Regions from separate parts of the Homo sapiens genome. Here region 1 is linked to region 2. A link is an interaction called in ENCODE POLR2A ChIA-PET data of the cell type or tissue named here. Cell type or tissue: GM12878. All regions are shown on one strand. Each heading gives the region's core, and the rest is flanking DNA. Links, peaks and the distances in the headings are about the cores only. Region 1 overlaps PASK (PAS domain containing serine/threonine kinase). Region 2 overlaps PPP1R7 (protein phosphatase 1 regulatory subunit 7).

Region 1 (4,326 bases), core at 327-4,326, 52 kb after region 2:
GGGAAGGAAGGATGAGGCCAGATACAGTCCTGGAATGACTGAGAAAGTATGTTTAATGGTTAAGGTTTATTTACATACATAAAATATCCACAACAATCATAAAAATTAACCAGTAAGGGTTAGGATGCAGCCAGAGAGCGTCTCAAAGGCATGTGTGCGGCACAGCGGCCTGCAGGTTGTAAGTGCCCACTAAATGGTGGCTGTTGAGGTAATTAACCAGCAAAACTGAGATCCTGACATTCTCACTTTTCAGTAAGTATTTGTCTTGATCTGTTTCGTGTCTAATTACATATTGAACTTCGGCCATTATTTTATTGGAATGGGAGAGTGATGATCCAAATAGGAAGGCACCCTAGCAGAGGGACAGGGGGAAGAAACGGTAACTCGTGTTGGGTTTTAAGGAGAGGGTGGCGGTTCCATCCTGTACTGCTCCCAGCTCCCCCAGAAGAACTGGAGAAATACCAGCAAAGGGCTGTGTAGACAACTCACATTTGCTCTTGGATTGTTTGCTGGGGACAACTCGATTTCTAATGACAGCTTCCGTGAATCAACATTTCTTCCTTAAAGCTACACACTCTCGGGTTGTTGGGTTTCCGAAGTTTAGTTTCTCAGGCTCCTACTTGTAAGTTTCAGATATTATGGTTCTGCAAAAAAGGGTCACCTCTCTCCCTCTTCCTGTGTTGGAAGGTGACGTCCTCCCTTTAGTTTGTGGCCAACACTTGTTTCTGAAACTTTTTACAGCAAACAGAGTATCTGTATGAGGTTATGTTGAGGGTCGCTTGTTAAAAGCTGCTGCCTGACAGCTGTTAATTCTGGGGCTAGTGAGACACATAATTATGGTGTTTATACTCTAAAATTTTTGCCAAAAGAATCTCTACCCCTTTTGTAAATATATAGACATAAATGTTATTCTATGTAAATACAGATGCACAATTTTATAAAGTATATGATCGCACATCAATGTATGTAGGAATCATGCTGGTTCTCAGGGCATTGCCTGTCAGCTCCAGATTCATCAGGACCTGCTCAGCAGCGGGGTCGGGGAGCTGGGCCTGGGAACAGCCCTGGCTTGGTTCAGGCCGCTCCAGGGCAGCATGGCCAGTCCAGGGCACAGAAGCATCTGCAGGAAGAGCAGCTTTCTTCAAGTCGCTCTTTAGCCCTTTGTGGTTAATCTCTCAGTACTAGTTAATAAATCTTAATGAAACTTTCCATGTTCAAGTTCATGTGTGATTTCTGTCTCCTGATTGGATCCTGACTGATTTGTATATATCTACATATATATGTAAGTATGTATGCATGCATGCTTGTATATGTGTATTTATGTGTGTACCTATGTACAAGTATATGTTATGTGTATAGGTATGCACACGTGTGTATGCAGGTGTGTATATATGTGCACATGTATGTATCTAAATGTATGTATAAATATGCAGGTATGTATATATAAATATGCAGGTATGTATATATAAATATGCAGGTATGTATATGTTTGTATATATGTGTATAAATATGCGTATATTTATTAAATGTAAGTTAATCGGGCTTAGCTAACCTGTGATTATTGCTCCTGATTTGAAAGATACTCATTTGTAAATATAAATTTGTCTCAAAAGATCAACATGATACATCCATGAAGTCACTAAGTTGATTGGTATAATGGGTGTCCAAATTATGACAGTCAGACGTTTAATTCATCCTAGTTGAGCTAAACTGAAAGGCCGATGTTGCTGGCCTCTGTTATTGGAGAGGCAGAGTGGGCAGGCAGTGGAGCACTGCAGCTGCACCTCCGTGGGAACGAAGCCCGTTTCCAGTGTAACTGCTTTAAGTCTGCATCATTGAGTAGCCACACATTTGGGGAAAGGATGGCTGATACGTCATGCTGCTCTCTGAGAAGCCACTGAGGCTGTGCTCCCAGCTCTGCCCCAAATTGCTGCCTGAACTCTGGGCAAGTCACTTTCCCTCCCTGTGAGCTGAGGTTATCGACTTGGTGCTTTCTCTTGGGTACTTCCCACTTAACACCAAACCTGCACCCATTCACTTGCCCACCATGAGTGTCTTTGAGCTGTGGCTTTGTGGCCTGTCTTTCCTCCTGAAATAGGCATGGTGTGCGTTGGTGGGGGCGAGTGTCTGCTGGGAAGCTTTTCTCAGCAGCAAACAGAACTCACGAGTCTCATTGATGTTGCCACCTTGCCGGCTAACGTGGCCATCCCCAGTGAACACGCCTCCTGAAGGGCTTTGTTTCCTGTTTGCTTCCAATCATATCTTCAGCATTGAAAAATCTTTCCTGTCCCCAGTTCATTATGAGTCGGAGGTTTATTTTTTCTTTGTGTTTTTTTTTGTTCCAGTTTATTTTAAATGCATATTTTAGTTGAATTGCTTTTTTAAAAAGCCCCCTCTGGCCTCCTGATTCCAGCTAGTGTCAGCAGTGGGATACCTGCGCTTGAAGGACATCATCCACCGTGACATCAAGGATGAGAACATCGTGATCGCCGAGGACTTCACAATCAAGCTGATAGACTTTGGCTCGGCCGCCTACTTGGAAAGGGGAAAATTATTTTATACTTTTTGTGGGACCATCGAGTACTGTGCACCGGAAGTTCTCATGGGGAATCCGTACGTATGCGGCTGCGGTGCGGCCCGTCCTCGTGTCCTCTGTCAGGACCCTGAGGGTGGCTTGATTTTGGGTGGGAAAATGGCTTCCTTTGTGCCTCTTTGTGATGAGTGTTGAGTGGTCAGGGTGATATGCTGGAAAGTAAGTGGGCAGGCAGGCAAGGTCATATTGGGCAAAGGCACTGGGCGATGGATATAGGAGTTAATAATTTTATTTTCTCAGCTTTTATTTGTTTGGAGTTTCATATAATAAAAAGCCAAGAAAAATATTGAAGAGTCCCCCAAAATGGCACTCTTCAAATAAGTGAAGAGGATTCTTTTTAGTTAGGTTTATTTATTTTGATGACAGGAATAATATCTATTTCAATAAAATACCGCGGGGCTGACCATACAAGAAATCAAGCACTAGAGAAAGTCCCGAGGCAGAGGATTCGTGCTGAAGGTGGAGCCCTTGGCTGGAGGGGCTGTCGCTGACCAGCCAGACTCCATGTCACTGGAGTGGGCCAGCTGAGCCTCTGCTCTGCTGTGGGGAGAAGCGGCGTCCTTGGGTGTGTGGCTGAGTTTGCATCTCTGCAGTCTGGGGAGCCTGTGAGTCGGGGGCCGGCCTGGGCAGGGCCTCCTCTCGGGGGACTTTAGAGAGGAAAGCAAAACGGAAAGGAAGATTGTGGTTCATTTGTAGGGCCTGAGTGGAGACTGTCTGCTGACGTGCCCGATCACTGTCTCATCTGCCTGTAAACCAAATGTGTCTATGTGTATGAAATAGACTTTATTAAGTCAGAAATAGATAGCAGGTGTTTTCCACTAACACCTACATGTATTTTAGAGAGGTGTGGTTGGAATGCATCTCTAGGTGAGTTCATGGTTAGAGAGTCGGATGATCACAGCACTGCTTGGACCCTCCTGGCCCTCTGCTGCAGTGCTCTGCTGCACCGCCCATATCTGCTCCATGTGGTTCTCTAGGAGGGAAGCTGATGCTGCCCCCACAGGAGAGGCACACGGGGTCCCTCACAGACCTGCTGCACCTGACCTGGTGGCCTGAGGCCAGGGCATTTGCTCGCAGTCACGCACGAGCTCCATGCCGTGCCTTGGGCTCTCGGGAGGGCCTCAGCATTGGGGAGAGGAGTGGCTGGGCTCTGGATCCTGGTGTCTGCTTAGGCCATATTTCATTAGGAGGTGCAGGTTCCAGGCTGCACACCCTGAGTCCTCAGAGCCCAGCAGCCTCAGCCTGCGCCAACCTCTCCATGCCAGGCAGCGTTGAGCTCTTCTGGGCCTGGATGCCCTGTGTGCAGAGTATGGAGGAAGTGAAAATGGGCTCTTCCCCGCTAGAACCTCCATGCATCTTCAGAGCCACCAAACAGCGTGAAATATCGAAGGGGGTTGGTCTAAGAAGGGCCGTGGAGTTTCCCTTCAGATCTAGTTTGGTTGCCCTAGAGCCTGGTGGGCGCTGGTGGGCTCTGCCTGCCCTGCAGTGGTTGTCGTGCCCTCCGTGCTGGAGGGAACTGCCTGTCCCCTGTCCACTGACCCATGATGCCTGCTGCATGGCTTGTCACCCCTTCCTGTACCCAGGCCGTGAAGCTTGGGGAGGGTGCAGGGGGGATCCAACCTGGGCGAGAGCTCAGTGCTGCTTGGCCACCTTGGCCCTGCCTCCCAGAGCTGTGGCTCCCACCCTCTCCCTGAGCGCCTGCCCTGCCAGGGCTCTGCCCTGCCTCCTGGCCT
Region 2 (4,385 bases), core at 80-4,079:
TATGAGGAAAGGGTCCCTTAGTTTTTAGGATGGGAAGGTCTTTCTGATAAACCTCCAGAGGCAGGGCATCTTCCTGACACCGGCCCGAGAGGCCAGTGTGTGCTGGCTGGCCAGGTGCCTGCCCGCCTGGTGCCCACCGCCCACACAGCCCCAGACAGACAGTGGGTGTCTTACATTGTTCTCCAGGCCCTCGATGACCTCGATGCCATTGTGGCTAAGGTACAGCTCCCGCAGGTTCACCAGGTTCTGCAGACCCTCGATCTTGGTCAGCCGGTTGCTCTGCAAGAGGGAGAGCACACAGCTGTCAGAACAGTACAGAAGGTATGAAATGAAACGGTTTTTAGGAAACGAGGTTTTGTGTTATCTTGAAGAATTCTAAGAACAGAGAATTTCACTTAAAACATGCTAGAATGGGGCCGGGCGCGGTGGCTCATGCCTGTAATCCCAGCACTTTGGGAGGCCGAGTGGGGCAGATCACGAGGTCAGGAGATCGAGACCATCCTGGCTAACGTGGTGAAACTCCATCTCTACTAAAAATACAAAAAATTAGCCAGGTGTGATGATGGGCGCCTGTAGTCCCAGCTACTCGGGAGGCTGAGGCAGGAGAACGGCGTGAACCCGGGAGGCGGAGATTGCAGTGAGCCAAGATCATGCCACTGCACTCCAGCCTGGGCAACAGAGCGAGACTCCATCTCAAAAAAAAATATATATATATAAAGGGCTGGGCACGGTGGCTCACGCCTGTAATCCCAGCACTTTGGGAGGCCGAGGCGAGAGGATCATGAGGTTATGAGATCGAGACCATCCTGGCTAACACGGTGAAACCCCGTCTCTACGAAAAAAATACAAAAAAAATTAGCCGGGCGTGGTGGCGGGTGCCTGTAGTCCCAGCTACTTGGGAGGCTGAGGCAGGAGAATGGCGTAAACCTGGGAGGTGGAGCTTGCAGTGAGCCGAGATTGCACCATTGCACTCCAGCCTGGGTGACAGAGCGAGACTCCGTCTCAAAACGAACAAACAAACAAACAAAAAACATGCTAGAATGGGACTCATGTAGAGAGAAAAAGAGGATCAAAATTTTGAGCCTGCTGTACTGAGCTAAAATTCATGCATGGGAATTACATGTTTTTTATATAAAGAATTCATTGTTAGGCCAGGTGCAGTGGCTCTCACCTATAATCCCAGCACTTTGGGAGGCCAAGGCAGGAGGATCACCTGAGGTCAGGAGTTTGAGACCAGCCTGGCCAACATGGTGAAACCTGTCTCCACTAAAAATACAAAAAATTAGCCGGGCGTGGTGGTGCACACCTGTAATCTCAGCTCCTTGGGAGACTGAGGCAGGAGAATCGCTTGAACCCAGAAGCTGAGGTTGCAGTGAGCCGAGATTGCACCCCTGTGCTCCAGCCTGGGCAATAAGAGCGAAATTCCATCTCAAAAAAAAACCAAAAAAAAGAACTCATTGTTAAAAGATACATTTGGTGAAGGTTTACCTGATTTAATAATTTTAAAGTGTAAAAATTACTGAATATTTTAAAGTAAATTAATTATAATTTCTTTCTTTCTTTTTTTTGAGATGGACTCTCGCTCTGTCACCCAGGCTGGAGTGCAGTGGCACAACCTTGGCTCACTGCAATGTCCTCCTCCTGGATTCAAGCATTTCTCCTGCCTCATCCTCTTGAGTAGCTGGGATTACAGGCGCCCGCCACCATGCCTGGCTAATTTTTGTATTTTCAGTAGAGATGAGATTTCACCATGTTGGCCAGGCTGGTCTCAAACTCCTGACCTCAAATGAACCGCCTGCCTTGGCCTCCCAAAGGGCTGGGATTACAGGCGTGAGCCACCACGCCTGGCCTAAGAGCTTTTTTTTATATTTTTAATTTTTTTAGAGATGGGCTCTCACTATGTTGCCCAGGCTGGTCTTGAACTCCTGGGCTCAAGCGATCTGACCGCCTAGATCTCCCGAAGTGCTGAGGTTACAGGCATGAGCCACTGTACCAGGCCAAGAACTTTCTTAAAGAAGCCTGACAAACTTCTGCTTCACCAAGGGTTAAGAGCGGTTTCCACATGCCCCTCAGTATCAGTCGAAGGGATCAGGGATCAACTAACCATACCGGGCCTCGTCCCCAGAGCACTCTGTTCCATCTCGCTTCAAGGGTCCAATTCTGCTAATTTGCTTCCAACACAAAAGGTAAACAGGAGCCTAGGCACACCCAAGTGCTTACCAACTCCCAAATGCAGAAGTCTAACAGGGTTGATATTCTCTGTGCAATGGAAGGAATTGCTTTTACCATTGAGCCAAACACTTTAGAATTTAGAATAAGCTCCACCTTCTGAAGAAGTCCCCTTTGGCTAAAAACCATCTATGACTGCTACTGGGGCAGAAGGGGGAGGTGGGTGGGTGGAAAAAGCCAAAAACATGGCACTTAAGAAAGAAATTTTTTGGGAGGCCAAGGCAGGAGGTTTGCTTGAGTCCAGGAGTTCAAGACCACCCTGGGCAACATAGGGAAACCCCTTCTCTACATAAAATACAAAAATTAGCCAGGCATGGTGCTGTGTACCTGCAGTCCCAGCTACTTGGGAGGCTGAGGAGGGAAGATTGCTTGAGCCTAGGAGTGTGAGGCTATAGTGAGCTATGAATGCACTTGTCACTGCACTCCTGCCTGGATGACAGAGTGAGACCTTGTCTCTTAAAAAAAAAAGAAAGGCCACGAGTGGTGACTCATGCTTGTAAACCCAGCATTTTGGGTGGCCAAGGCAGGAAGATCACTTGAGGTCAAGAGTTCAAGACCAGCCTAGGCAACATAGTGAGACCTCATCTCTTCCATTCCTCACCCCCTTGACAAAATATTAGCTGAAGGTCGTGGTGCATGCCTGTAGTCCTACCGACTTGGTAGGCTGAGGTGGGAAGCTGGCTTGAGCCCAGGAGTTGGAGGCTGCAGTGAGCTATGACAGCACCACTGCACTGCAGCCTGAGTGACAGATAAAGACCCTGTTTCTAAAAAAGTGAAAAAAATAAATAAAAAATAAAAAAGAGAATCAAGTTTTTGCTTGGCACATGTGTGTATAAAGTCTATGGCATCTAATGTTTCAATTGCTTACTAATAGTGCAACGAAGTGCCAATTGTGAAGGCAGTGAAGGATAAAAACTAAGATTGTGTCCAGCAGCGCTGGCCCTGCCAGGGCTCGCAGGGAAGGGCGGCTCAGGAAGCTCCGTACCTGCATACTGAGGACTGTCAGGTTGGTGAGCGCATCCAGGTTCTGAAGTTTAGTAATTTTGTTTTTCCCCAAAAACAAACTCTCCAGGTTGGTTAAGGTGTCGATATTTTCGATTGCCTGTGGAAAGGACAGAACAGCAATGAGTACTGCAGTTGACAGGCTGCCCCAGGCAGCCAGCAGGTGCCTGGACCGGGGCAGAGCTATGTGGGCTTCAGCTCTGCGATGTGGGGCTAGTGACGTATCTGCTAAGACTTCCAGTGGAAATCCTACTTGAAGGTAGAATACAATAGTGGCGAGTCCAAGACTGTCTTGAGCTCATTCCCAACCCTCAGATTTCCTGGGGTGCTGAGGAACAGTCTCAGAACCCAAGGACCAGTAGATTCCCAAGTCCCTTCCAGTTCTAAATTTGTGAGCTGACACATTAAAATGTCCCCCTGTCGGGCGTGGAAATCCCAGCACTTTGAGAAGCTGAGGCAGGTGGATCACAAGGTCAGATAGAGACCATCCTGGCTAACACGGTGAAACCCTGTCTTTATTAAAAATACAAAAAAATTAGCTGGGCGTGGCGGCGGGTGCCTGTAGTTCCAGCTACTCCGGAGGCTGAGGCAGGAGAATGGCGTGAACCCAGGAGGCAGAGCTTGCAGTGAGCCGAGATTGTGCCACTGCACTCTAGCCTGGGCAACAGCACGAGACTCCGTCTCAAAAAAAAAAAAAAAAAGTCCTCCCAAGAGCCTCAGTCTCTACAGAAGAGAGGTACGGGGCACTCTGACCTCAAGTCTTTGAAATCCTGGGACCCTCACTTAGGATTCCTGGGGGGCCCTCACACCACAGCACTCTGCCCCTCTTGCCCAGTTTCCACACCCTCCTACATCACTCTTGCTGTGATCGTGTGCTCCTCTATTCAACCATAAACCTCCAGAGGCAGTGACCACGCTGCCCTGTCTGGTCTCCCCATGGTGACTTGCCTACAGCAGGATGTTTAATGACTGTTTATTGATTTGACTTCAGTTTCCCTCCTCTGTCAGTTCACTCTCTCTCAGAACAAGTCATTCTTTAAATATTTCAGCAGACACAAAATAACCAGATAAGGTGCATGCTAACCAGGTGGGGACTCTAGGAGGGGAGATGGTGTGCTAATCCACACACCACTGCAGGACTTGGCGGGGGCAGG

What was found. ChIA-PET counts read pairs that join two places held together with the same protein. Peaks named below come from ENCODE experiments on the same cell type or tissue, not always from the same donor. Only the 100,000 strongest peaks of a DNase experiment are listed, where the experiment ranks them.
Region 1: POLR2A ChIA-PET joins it to region 2 with 10 read pairs; 13 of 35 experiments call an interaction of 5 or more read pairs at or near these places.

The regions. Positions count from the first base shown.
Region 1 is chr2:241,110,527-241,114,852 of GRCh38, reverse strand. It overlaps PASK (PAS domain containing serine/threonine kinase), which reads left to right. Exons shown (of 18, transcript NM_015148.4): 15 at 2,414-2,613. Among named protein-coding and RNA genes, the nearest start is that of MTERF4, 10 kb to the right of the region's middle. RefSeq lists enhancers at 3,155-3,204, 3,475-3,774. In GM12878, for the core only: no CTCF peak of the experiment used is centred there; DNase peaks (open chromatin) are centred at 2,052, 3,318 and 3,953; H3K4me3 peaks cover 2,104 bases; H3K27ac peaks cover 2,724 bases.
Region 2 is chr2:241,162,231-241,166,615 of GRCh38, reverse strand. PPP1R7 (protein phosphatase 1 regulatory subunit 7) reads right to left here. Exons shown (of 10, transcript NM_002712.3): 7 at 3,215-3,331; 8 at 175-279. Among named protein-coding and RNA genes, the nearest start is that of PPP1R7, 14 kb to the right of the region's middle. In GM12878, for the core only: no CTCF peak of the experiment used is centred there; no DNase peak of the experiment used is centred there.